2 separate regions of the Homo sapiens genome follow, and region 1 is linked to region 2. The links are chromatin contacts, found by Hi-C or POLR2A ChIA-PET in ENCODE. All regions are on one chromosome and are shown on one strand. The core of a region is the stretch at or near the end of the contact, and the rest is flanking DNA. Distances in the headings are between cores, read along the strand shown. Region 1 has its middle 63 kb from the start of CD2AP. Region 2 overlaps TNFRSF21 (TNF receptor superfamily member 21).

Region 1 (6,100 bases), core at 1,717-4,216, 170 kb after region 2:
ACAGTACCATTGACAATTGCTCTTCCAAAATAAGATGCTTAAGTATAAATCTAACAGACAAGACAGGACTTGTATGCTGAAAACTACAAAATGCTAATGAAAGAAATCAAAGAATATCTAAATAAATGGAGAGACATATCATGTTCATGTATTAAAAGACTCAATATAATAGAGATGTTGCTTCTCCCCATTTGAACAGGTAGAAAAATTGATACACAAATAGCAAATCCTATCAATAGCCTAACCAGATTTTTTAAATAGATTTAGACAAAACTGTTTTAAAATTTATGGAAAGGCAAAGAAATTAGACTAGCTAAAACAATTTTGAAAAAGGAGAATAAAGTGGGAAATATCAGTCTACCCAGTTTCAAGACATTATATAAAAACGGTAAGCAAACCTGTGTGGTAATGGCAGAGGTATAGACACATATATCAATGGGCCAGAAAAAGGCACTCAGAAAAAGACCTAAATAAATATGCCTGGTTGATTTTTGACAAAAATAAAAAAGCAATTCAATGGAGGAAAGATAGGCTTTTAAAATAAACTTTTGATTTCAGAATACTTTTTGAGTCATAGAAAACTTGTGAAGATAGGACAGAGAGTTTCTATATATCTCATTTACTAATTTCCTCTGTTATTAACATCTTGCATTCGTATGGTATATTTCTTACAATTAATAGGCCGATATTAAAACATTATTATTGGCTGGGCACAGTGACTTATGCCTGTAATCCCTGCACTTTGAGAGGCTGAGGTGGGAGAACTGATTGAGGCCAGGAGTTCAAGACCAGCCTGGGCAATATTGCAAGGTTCCATCTCTACAAAAAACATTATTTTATAAAAGTTAGCCAGGTGTGGTAACACACATTTGTGGTCCCAGATGCTCAGGAGGCTGAGGTGGGAGGATCACTTGAGCCCAGGAGTTTGAGGCATGGGGTGGGAATGGGAAGTGACTGTAAGTGAGGGCAAAGTTTCTTTTTGGGCTGAAGAAAATGTTCTAAAATTAGATTGTAGTGATGGTCATATAACTTTATAAGTCTGCTAAAAAGTCACTGAATTGGCCACACATGGTAGCTCACACCTGTAATCCCAATGCTTTGAGAAGCCAAGGCAAGAGGATGGCTTAAGGCTAGGAATTCAAGACCAGCCTGGGCAACATAGTGAGCCCTCATCTCTACAAAAATAAAAATAAAAATTAGCCTGGTGTGGTGGTGCATGCCTGTAGTTCCAGCTACTCTGGAGGCTGTGGCAGGAGGATCACTTGATCCCAGAAGTTTGAGGCTTCAGTGAGCTATGATCACTTCACTGTACTCCACTGGGCAACAGAGGGGACGCTGTCTCTAAAAAATAAATAAATAAAAATAAAAATCACTGAGTTGTAAGCTTTAAACGAGTGAATTTTATTCACCAAAAAAGCTATCTTTAAAAACAAACTATAAACAGAGAAGTCTCTCTTCTATTCCTGTCCTAGACCCCGTTCTCTCCCATCCCCACAGAAAATCATTTTTATTAGTTTTTGGCTTGCCCTACCAGTTTTACTTTGGCAAATGTAAGCAAGTACAAATACATTAAGTGATTTTAAAATTTTGCCTTAAATACTGGCAATTGACAAAAGCAGCTCTATCTAATTGAGAGGTAAGAAGGAACTCCCTGTAAACCTTTTAGAGATTCTAAAAGGACACTTCTGGGGCTCCACAAAAGTTTTAAAGTTTACAACATTAGTTTCAGCGTGTCCAATTACTTCGGAAAACATATGGCTTTTGGCCAGATGTGGTAGCTCATGCCTGTAATCCCAGCACTTTGGGAGGCCAAGGCGGGCAGATCACCTGAGGTCGGGAGTTCAAGACCAGCCTGGCCAACATGGTGAAACCGTGTCTCTACTAAAAACACAAAAATTAGCTGGGCATGGTGGTGCATGCCTCTAATCTCAGCTACTCAGGAGGCTGAGGCAGGAGAATCACTTGAACCCAGGAGGTGGAGGTTGCTGTGAGCTGAGATTGTGCCACTGCACTCCAGCCTGGGTGACAAAGAGAGACTCTGCCTCACAAAAAATAAAAAATAAAAAAAATACGGCTTTTATTAATTTGAGTGAAGGGGTTCACAAATTAACAACAACAAGAAGGAGAGAGAATGCAGATGACAAAATTGCCTTGTGGGAGACCCAGACAGATACAATTAGCAACAGTTGGGAGGGAAGGTTGTAAGTGAAAGGGGCTTGAAAGAGAGAGAGAGAGTTTGTGTGTGTGTGTTGTCTGTGTGTGTGTGTTGTCTGTGTGTGTGTTGTGTCTATCCATCTGTGTAAGAAAGACATTATCTTTAGAGGCTTTTGCTAAGCTGTTCATGATGAGTATCTGAAAGAAGGTCGGGTGTATACCAAGTTCTTCACGCTAATGAGAGAGGAAGAAAGAAGGAAAAGGAAGAAGTCATGCATTTGCCAGTTTCCCATATTGGCCACTAGATGGCAACACCAACCCAAGACAGTCCTCTTCTGAGATGAGAGAAAAGGGTTGTATAGGATTAAGTACACAATTAGTTTGAATAACTTATTCCTATATACCACAGTTTTCAGTCAAGTATTCTTACCTCAGGAAGGGCATGTATAAGTTTATACATGTTTAAATGTATACGTGCATCTAAGAATACAAGCCAGGCAGGCAGACAGAATGCAAAATCTCCACAATGGTTGCTGACATTCTTTGCACTCACTAAATCTTACATATACGGAATTTCTTGACATAAAAATGGATTAGGTCTCAAAAGCGAGAAATGGTAAGGCATTTACTATTTACCGTCTTCAGACCATAAAACCTCTTTAAACTGCAACTTTACTGTCAGCACCTTAGAATCTAAACATAACGTTTCAAAACGTTTCCATGGAGAAGGTTTTGATTTCAACTTAGCATGCCAACAGACCATTTTCTTGTCTTCCCATTGTCTACGTGGTGGAAATTTCTTCAGCTGTAAGCCAGACTGGAAACTTGTAGCCCAATGGGTGTCAAGGATAAAAGGTGTGGTAAGCTCCTTATTCCCTTGTTATTGAGGTGGGACCATCGGCTTCCATTTTCAGTGGTGTTTCCATAAAGATTTTCATCTTCTCCAGCGCCCGAGGCATCAGAAGAATTTATGTGACCCCAAGATCACCTTGAAACCATATTACCGGTTTATGGTTTCCTAAAAGCTTTTTGTGTGATTAGGTTTCGTTTTACTGTTAATCACAACAAGAAACAGGAAGTGGGTAAAAACACCAAAGAGAAAGTTGCAAAGTTTCAAACAATTCCACCATAAATAGTCGCACAATGAGAGTTGTCCCTAGATTTCACTGGAATGTAAATAAAAGCCTTGATCATTCTCACTGCTCGACAGCCACAGTTTCACTTTGTTCTTCATGGCTCTGCCAACCCTCTGAAACTCTCAGTCACGGGGACTGTGCTCTCAGCTTTCCTCCAAGAGATTTCTCCACTGCCATTGCCTCCTGTTTTTTCTTACCTCCTTTTATTTAATATTTACAGGAAAAGCTGTTGATATATGTGGAATGTTTGAGGATACAAAATGAATTAAATGATATTTAATGACATTTGGAAGAAAACCCAGATTTTCCACCCAAGTTTTTCTTCCTCAAAAAGAAAGGCCATTGTGTGCTCTTTCTTACTAGAGTGGGGGATGAAGAGTCCATTGCAAAGTGAAGACTTGGTCCAAAGCTGACCATGCTACAGGCTAGAGACACGGGCAGTCACAGGAAGGGTATGGCATGATGTCTAATATATACTGCACATTCCATATGTTCTATAGTATGCTATTCAAGATCTGCATAATCAAGAAATATTTTCCAATTTAAATTAATTAATGCTGGTCTGGTTTGAATTAGTAGAGAGAAAAAAGTCTAAATTAAATATATTATCAAAGCCTGGGCAACCCAACAAGATCTCATCTCTACAAAAAATAAAGAAATAAAATGAAATAAAAAAATTAGCCAGGCATGGTGGCACATGCCTGTTGTCCCAGCTACTAGGAAGGCTGAGGCAGGAGGATTGCTTGAATCCAGGAAGTCAAGGCTGCAGTAAGTTGTGATCATGTCACTGCACACCAGCAGAGGTGACAGAGAAAGATCCTGTCTGTAAAAAATAAATAAATAAATAAATAAAGGTAGATGCTGCCAATGTCTCAGCCTTTATGATGTCCACCTGCCAGCATCAGGGTCCCTTTGCCCAAAGATTTTCTCTGACCACTGGAGTGCACTTTGCTGCACCAGGCTTAGGGAAATGAACAGATATCTGGGAAGTATTCCTTAAAAAATGACTGATGGGAACTGGTGAGGCAAGACTTCAGCTCATTCACCCCACTGAGGAAATAGCTCTGAGGTTTGTGTTATTCTGGATCTCCAGAGTTGCCAGCTGGATTAAGTTCCAATTGTCCATTACAGTAACTGGCTTGATAACACAGACCATTTATTAGTCTTCAATTCCTTGCCTCTCTTGCCCACTCACTAACAGTATTTCTTGAGATACTGTAATCACCCAACAGGTTCTTCCTGCCAGCGGCACAGACAAAACCAATTCACTGGGACCATGGTATTGCAGTAAAGAAAGAGTTTAATTAACAAAAAGCTGGCCAGGCAGAAGAAGTGGAGCTATCACTCAAATCAGTCTCCCTTAGAACTCAGACCCTATGGTTTTTATGGATAATTTGGTGGGCAGGGGGCTAGGGAATTGATACAGCTGATTGGTTGGAAGTGAAATTATTGGGGTGTGGGAGATGGTGCTCAAGCCTTAAGTCAGCCTCTGAGAGGTGGGGGTCACAGGACCAGTTAAGTCATGAGTCACAGGTCTGGTAGGGTCAGTCAGTTGCTGCAGTGCAAAAACCTGAAAAATATCTCAAAAGACCACTCTTAGGTTTTACAATAGTCATGTTATCTTTGGGAGCAATTGGGAAAGTCACAAATTTTGTGACCTCTGGCTACATGACTCCTGAGCAGTAAATGATTATGGAAACTACGCCTACATATTAGCAGACTTCAGGGCCTTCTATAATCTTAGCCTCATGGCCTTTTGTTAGTTTTCCACCCTTGAGCAAGGAGTGGTTAGTTCCAGGGAAGGGCTACTATCATCCTTGCTTTCAAGTTAAACTATAGACTAAATTCCTCCCATAGTTAGCTTGTCCTATGCCCAGAATGATCAAAGACAGCCAGCCTGTGAAGCCAAAAGCAAGATGGAGTCAGCCATGTTAGATTTCTCTCACTGTCGTAATCTTTGCAAAACCTATTTCAATACCAAATAAACTAATTACTCTCAAATTCTTGTCTCACAGTGTCTGCTTTTAGTAAAATCCAAATTAATAATATATAAAAATGCATTTTTATTGCAGTAAAATATACATAAAATTTAGCATTTCGACCATGTTTAAGTGTTCGGTGGCATCAAGTACATTCACATTGTTGTGCAATCATCACCACCATGCATCCCCAGAAGTCTTTCATGACCCCAAAGTGAAACTCTACACCCATCAAGCAGAAACTCCCCATTTCTCCTTCTCTCAGCCCCTGGTGACCACCATTCTACTTTCCTTCCTTATGAATTTGACTATTCTAAGTACCTCATGTAAATGGAATCATACATTTCCTTTTCTATCTGGCTTATTTCACATAGCATAATATCTTCACAGTTCACCCATGATGTAGCATCTGTTATAATTTCATCCCTTTTTAAAGCTGAATAATATTTCATCGTATGTATATACTACATTTTGTTTACCCATTTAGTCATTGATGGACATTTGGGTTGCTTCCACCTTTTGGCTATTGTAAATCATGCTACTATGAACATTGGTGTACAAGTGTCTGTTCAAGTCTCTCTTTGCTATCAATTTTTTGGGGGTATATACTCAGAAATGGAATTGCTGGATTATGTGGTAATTTTATTTTTACTTTTTAAGGAACCACTACACTGTTTTCCATAGTGACCACACCATTTTACATTTTCACGAGCAATGCACAAGGATTCCAATTTCTCTCTCTCCCTGCCAAGACTTGCTACTTTTAGGGGTTTGTTTTGTTGTTGTTGTTATTTGCTTGTTTGTTTTATTGTAGTCATCTTAATGGGCATA
Region 2 (6,137 bases), core at 3,111-5,610:
GCTGAGCTCCTCTCTATACTTTTGTGAAATGTTTGTGGACACGGCATTCATACATGCCCCAGCTTATTTCAATAAGGCAGATATTAAGAAAACGTGGCCTGTAAAGGCAATGTATCTGTCACTTATTTGAAGCTCCTTTGGAGAAACTTGAAAACTACAGTTCTTTTTGCCTACTGCCATGACATAATCCTAACTTGGAAGACTCATGTGAGAAATGAGGTGGGGACAGTAAATAGACCAAAATGGTAGGGGGCTCCCAAAGCAGCCCAAAAGAGAACAATTCTATTTTGTGAACTTCAAGAGCATGGCATTTCTTTCAGCCAAACAAGTTCCAAATGTCCTTCTGATTAGTTTCCATGCAAACACACTTAGTCCTTCCAGATACTTATTAGTCCAAACTGATAAGGGAAGAAAGATAAATGGTTCAACTCACTCAAGGCTGAGTCACACCTAAAGCTCTGCTGCTGACAATTTTCCTTTCCGAGCACCTCTACCACTGAGTACAAGGAACCATCCAAATGGATTAGGTAAACAGACTACTGCTTTGGGAATCTGAACATCTCTGGGCTACTGAGTTTGGTAGCAGTGTTTATGAGAATAATGATTTAACTTGTATCTGGATTGTACCACAATGAACCATGACTGTCATCATTGCCTTTCCCCATTTCCAGCTGTGTCCTTGCCAACCCTACATTCCTGCACCAAGCAGACTTCTAAAAAACTGAAGTACCCACTCTGGATGCTTAACCAAATCAAAATGGGAAACTGAGGCTGGGCGCAGTGGCTTACACCTGTAATCCCAACACTTTGGGAGGCCAAATGGGCAGATCACTGTAGGTCAGGAGTTCAAGACCAGCCTGGTCAACATAGCGAAACCCTGTCTCTACTAAAACTACAAAAATTAGCCGGGCATGGTGGCACATGCCTGTAATCCCAGCTGCTCAGGAGGCTGAGGCAGGAGGATTGCTTGAACTGGGGAGGCGGAGGTTGCAGTGAGGCGAGATCACGCCCCTGCACTCCAGCCTGGGCAACAGAGCAAGACTCCATCTCAAAAAAAAAAAAAAAAAAAAAAAAAGGAAACTGAAGCCCAAAAATAATTCTCCACTTCTAATATCAAACTGAAAAATCACTTCCCTGTTGACTGACCTTTCCTGAGATGACACACTGGTGGAGGTTGCAGTATTCCCCTAGCCCCGGGGATGGCAGAGCCATGGATGGTAAAGGAAAATCCTTCCAAATTTTATTCATGACAAGGGTGGTAGATAAATGAAATAAGATTTCGAGGCAGCAAGATCTGGCAGCATTCTTGGGTAGACTCTGAGAGCAGGAATAGGCGAGAACTCCAGCCTCAACTGCCATCTGTGTGGCATGTACTTCATGTTCCCCATAGTCAGCTCCTAAAAATCAAAGTCATGAAAATCCTGGAAAAAGCATTGCAAGAAAAGAGAGAAGACATAACACTAACTAGCTGTGTGGCACTAGGAAAACCACTTCCCTCATCAGACCTGTGGTCTCACTTCTAACCTAAATAGGTTAGACCAGGTCACTTCTGTGTTCCTTTCATTCAAATTATGTCTTATTTATTGCTTGTCTTACTGTTGCTATTTCATTCTCCTCATGCCCTAATCCCCCACTCCAATTCTCTTTCCCCTTCCAAGTTACCCCCACCTGAACTACCTGCTCAACGAAAGTTTACCACAAAGTTATTTTCAATTACTACCCAATTACAATCTCCCTGTGGTTGCACAATCTGTTTTCATAAAACTAATTAATGACTTTGATGCATCAGCGACCCCCTGAAATGAAGCATTAATTGCCCAGCCTGGATGCTCTTTGCCAGCCTGCTAAAATGGTTCCATTTAACCCCTTGGCTCCTGACACTACCCAGTTCAATACCACCAGGCCCCTTTTCCCTAATATAACTAGATATGCCTGATAGTCCCCAGCAGAAAGCTCCTTACAGTAAAGTCGCTGTTTTGATTTAATTTTCCCTCCAGACCTCATTCAACACTTAGAAAGAAGGAAGAGTTCTATGTTACATTTGTGAAAATCTCTCACTTTAATAATGGTTTTTAAAAGCCCATTTGCTAAATCTAACTGAAACTTACTGCTTTTCCATATGAGGTAACAAAAAGAGACCTGAAGAAATAAGCCATTGCCAATACTGTGCTAGGTGATTCAGCAGAAAATATCTGTGATTCGTTTGCTGCTAAGGAAGTTGTATCAGCCCCATTTTACAGATGAGGAAACTGAGGCTCTAAGAGGTAATAACTTGCCCCAAGCCATAGAACCAGGATTCAAGACCAGGTCTGTCTAGTTTCAAAGTTACCCTCTTTGCTGCCATGTCACTTCCCTGTCTGGACCCCACAGCATTTAGAGAAAATTGACAAACCCTGTAAACTGATTACAAGCGATCACATGACCACAGGGCATTGCCCGAGCCCCTCCGCTAGAGTGAAGTGGGTAGAGGTTGAGATCTGCAAGTACCTGGGACTCAATGGCAGACTTACACTCCAGCTGGATGACTGCGCTAAGATAAATATGAGAGATTCTGTGAATACCAGATACCTCAACTGTAGCCAATAACTTTGTTTTCTATTGAAAATATTTCAGATCCCAACAGACAAGTGGCTGGTTAAAAAAACAAACAAACAAATTCAATTTCTACTAAAGGTTTATCTCAAAGGAATTCTAGTCGCGAATAAATATAAAATTACAACTATTTAAGAATTATGATATTATCTCAAGCCTGTTTCCCCTGCTCTCCCAGCTGCCCACATAATCAAAATCAAATTAGATTTCAAGACCTTCTATAGGCCTATACAGGCATATAAGATGGGCTCTGGGAGGAAAAAAAGGCATATTTTCTTTGCCAGAAAAGTATTTCTTGATATCTGAATCTATGTGGTCTTTAGAGAAGAGGAATTCAGATAATAAGAAATGCTTTCTTATTCAAATCTATGTGGTTCCAGGATTTCAGATATAAATAAGGGTTCATATAATGAGGTTACCAGCCTCATCACAAAACAATTTATCTGAATCTATTCAATTCCTAAGTTCGGACACTGTAAAATACTTGTATATAATGATTTCTCCCTTAAAAAATAAAAACAAATACATCACCCTAAAAAAAAAGTTTCAGATGATGAGAGACAATGATTTTAAAATTATTCTTCTGAGTGTGAATTCTTGTTCAATTCAATCCAGAGTAAGGGGTCTTGGCAAGCAGAACCCAAATGTACCCAATTTTTTTTTTGCAAACAAAAATCTTAAGAGGCAAATGGAAAAATGCTGATTTCTAAATGCTTGAAAGAAGGATTATCAGTTATAAGAAATTTAGAGAAAGTCTTCGAAATGGGAATATGGACTGGAAACGTATACATACATAGATAAAGCAAATATGCCAAAATGTGAATAACAATTGAATCTAGATGGTAGATTTATTATTTGTTGTAATGTGCTTCCAAATTTTCTTTGCTTCGTAAGTCTTCTCTTAAAACATTATTTTAAAAAATTAAAGAGAAGGGCCAAGAGTCAAGTAACTTTAAGAGAAAAATTCCCCAAACTTTTCCTGGGCTTCTAATTGTTGAGTTAAAACCTCTTGTTTTCTTTCCTTCTTTCTTCTTCTCCTGCACAGCCCAGACTTTAGTACATGAAGCAAGGAGGTGCTTCCATTGCATAAGTAGGGAACAGCACCAACACTTAAATCTAAATTGTCAATTGCCAAGTGGACAGCGAGGGCCATCTGCTGTCTAGAGCTCCCTGGGATCACTGGATGTCATGGGATGGAAGAAAGAACAGGAGCACAACACCAAGATGTTCTGCTCAGCTTCCTTGGGAACCCCCAAGCCAGACCACAGAGATGGCATAGGTGAGTGAACCTTAAGCTGGGAGCCAATGCAGAGCCTGCAGAACAAACTCACCCACCATCAGGGGAATCTCAGGATTAACCTGGCCAAAAAAATGCCAAAACCACTGGGGAATTATTTTAAAAAACACTCCCACTCACCCCAGATCTGTTCAAGCACAGAATAATGAAAAGGTTTTGTTTCAACTGCAACCTTACTTAAGGCCTATGAAGTTAGACTAGGTTAGCTGGTCACGGTGGGTTTCTCGCTTAAATACCCCAAACTCAAATCAAGGTAGTTGGCTATAATTTTCTGTATATACCTCGTCTTAGAATTCTCATCATTTCTAAGAGTTAATTTCAAAATTGAGCCCCAAAGTCTATAAATCCACCCCCATTTAAGTCAAAGTGTCAATAGCCAATCCTTGCCCTAAGCAAGAGAGCTGTGCCTTTCCTGTATGTACAGGAGAAAAGCCACAACAAATAGTGCTGCACAAAGCTGCCAAAGCTGGTAAGAACCAGCTGGCTCCGGAGGGAGGGAAAAGGGGGGGCAGCCCCGCCCCGCTACCGGCACGGGTGTCTGCAGGCTGTCCAGGCTGCTGACATCAACGGTAGTGGTGTTGCAGCCCTGAGCTGACTCACTGATTAGCTTTCTCAAAAAGAGGAAGTGAGGACAGTGAATAAGTGGGTTCTCTTGGTTCAGAGCTGGAGCCCACTCACGTTTGAAAATATTGCCAAGACTTTTAAGAGCTCAGCACCATCGGAACATGAGGAGATCATGCTCCATTGGAAATTCCTTAGGTTTCCCTAAACTTCTATTGGAAAATCTTTCCCACAAAAAAGCCTTTCGATAATTCTATCCATGAGAAAAAGTTTCGCAAACCTTTTTAAAGCTTGCCATAAGACACTGTGGAGGATGGAAAGTAATTTCGTAGGAAACTCAAGACCTTGAAGTAAGAAGGCTTAAGTTCATCTTTATGACTCGGGCTTTTTGAACTCATCAAATCTGATTAAATTAGCATTGCATAATAAGTCCATTAATTAGATTCATGCCATTAGAATTACAATGCATATGGTCTACAAGTCTAAGTTAACCTTTGACCTTAACCTCTGACTTCCAAGTCTCGGCAACTCAGTTTCCCTCCGTGGTGGTAACTACTGTTACCAAGTCACAATATACTCTTCCAGAGATAGAGACAGTCTATACTTATACCAATAAATAAGTATATATGTTCTCCACCCCCCTTATTTTTTAAAACAATTTTTAACATCTATGTATATACTGTGTGTGTGTGTATATATATGTATATATTTTTGCAATATGGTGGCACAATGTACATACTGTTGTTTTTTTGGTTTTGTTTTTTTCGTGTCTCCCAGGCTGGAGTGCAGTGGTGCAATCTCGGCTCACTGCAGCCTCCATATCCTGTATTCAATTGATTTTCGTGCCTTAGCCTCCTGACTAGCTGGGATTACAGGCATGCACCACCAGGCCCAGATGATTTTTGTAGTTTTAGTAGAGATGGGGTTTCACCATGTTGGCCAGGCTGTTCTCAAACTCCTAACTTCAAGTGATCTGCCCACCTTGGCCTCCCAAAGTGCTGAGATTATAGGTGTGAGCCACTGTGCCCCATCCTACATACTATTCTTCACCTGGCCTTTTTTCGTTTAACCCTTCTTGAGGTTAGCACATGAAGAGCTGACTCACTTCTTCTGACAAGTGCATGCTGTTCCATTGTACAGATGTTCAATAACTTAGATAACCAGTCCTCTAGTGAAGGGCATTTGTAGATCTCCTCACTCTTTTGCTATTACACATGACACTACAATGAATATATGTGTACTTGCATCATTCTGAATGCATGTGAACATGTGTAAGATATCTTCCTAGATGTGGAATTATAGGTCTCCATGCCAGCCTGAGAGGTTAAAAATCTGCATGTTTAAAAAGTCTTCAGGCTGGGCGCGGTGGCTCACACCTGTAATCCCAGCACTTCGGGAGGCCGAGGCGGGCGGATCACAAGGTCAGGAGATAGAGACCATCCTGGCTAACACGGTGAAACCCCATCTCTACTAAAAAATACAAAAAAAATTAGCCAGGCGTGGTGGCGGGGACCTGTATTCCCAGCTACTCGGGAGGCAGAGGCAGGAGAATGGCGTGAACCCGGGAGGGGGAGCTTGCAGTGACCCGAGATGGCGCCACTGCACGCCAGCCTGGGCGACACAGCAAGACTCCGTCTCAAAAAAAAAAAAAAAAAAAAGGCTTCAGTATTTCCTTCTCTGTGAACTG

What was found. A loop is a pair of places that touch in the nucleus more often than their neighbours do. ChIA-PET counts read pairs that join two places held with the same protein, here RNA polymerase II (POLR2A). Pooled maps may share reads with other maps.
Region 1: a loop to region 2 is called in a map with no recorded cell type, with 6 times the contacts of the local background. The contact joins two enhancer-like sites. A Hi-C loop is called at or near these places in 2 of 37 single-sample maps with no recorded cell type and 9 of 50 pooled maps. POLR2A ChIA-PET finds 5 or more read pairs at or near these places in 2 of 52 experiments (PC-9 and Panc1).

What each region holds. Positions count from the first base shown.
Region 1 is chr6:47,411,710-47,417,809 of GRCh38, forward strand. No RefSeq gene overlaps it. Among named protein-coding and RNA genes, the nearest start is that of CD2AP, 63 kb to the right of the region's middle. RefSeq lists enhancers at 2,321-2,370, 2,381-2,440, 2,943-2,992. Within about 2 kb of position 2,967, at least 12 of the 41 ENCODE cell types and tissues checked have a DNase peak (open chromatin) inside an H3K27ac peak, as active enhancers do; they include PC-9 and Panc1, where a contact is called at or near this core.
Region 2 is chr6:47,238,236-47,244,372 of GRCh38, forward strand. The region is part of intron 4 of TNFRSF21 (TNF receptor superfamily member 21); the gene reads right to left. Among named protein-coding and RNA genes, the nearest start is that of TNFRSF21, 69 kb to the right of the region's middle. RefSeq lists enhancers at 4,226-4,355, 4,576-4,805. Within about 2 kb of position 4,361, at least 27 of the 41 ENCODE cell types and tissues checked have a DNase peak (open chromatin) inside an H3K27ac peak, as active enhancers do; they include PC-9 and Panc1, where a contact is called at or near this core.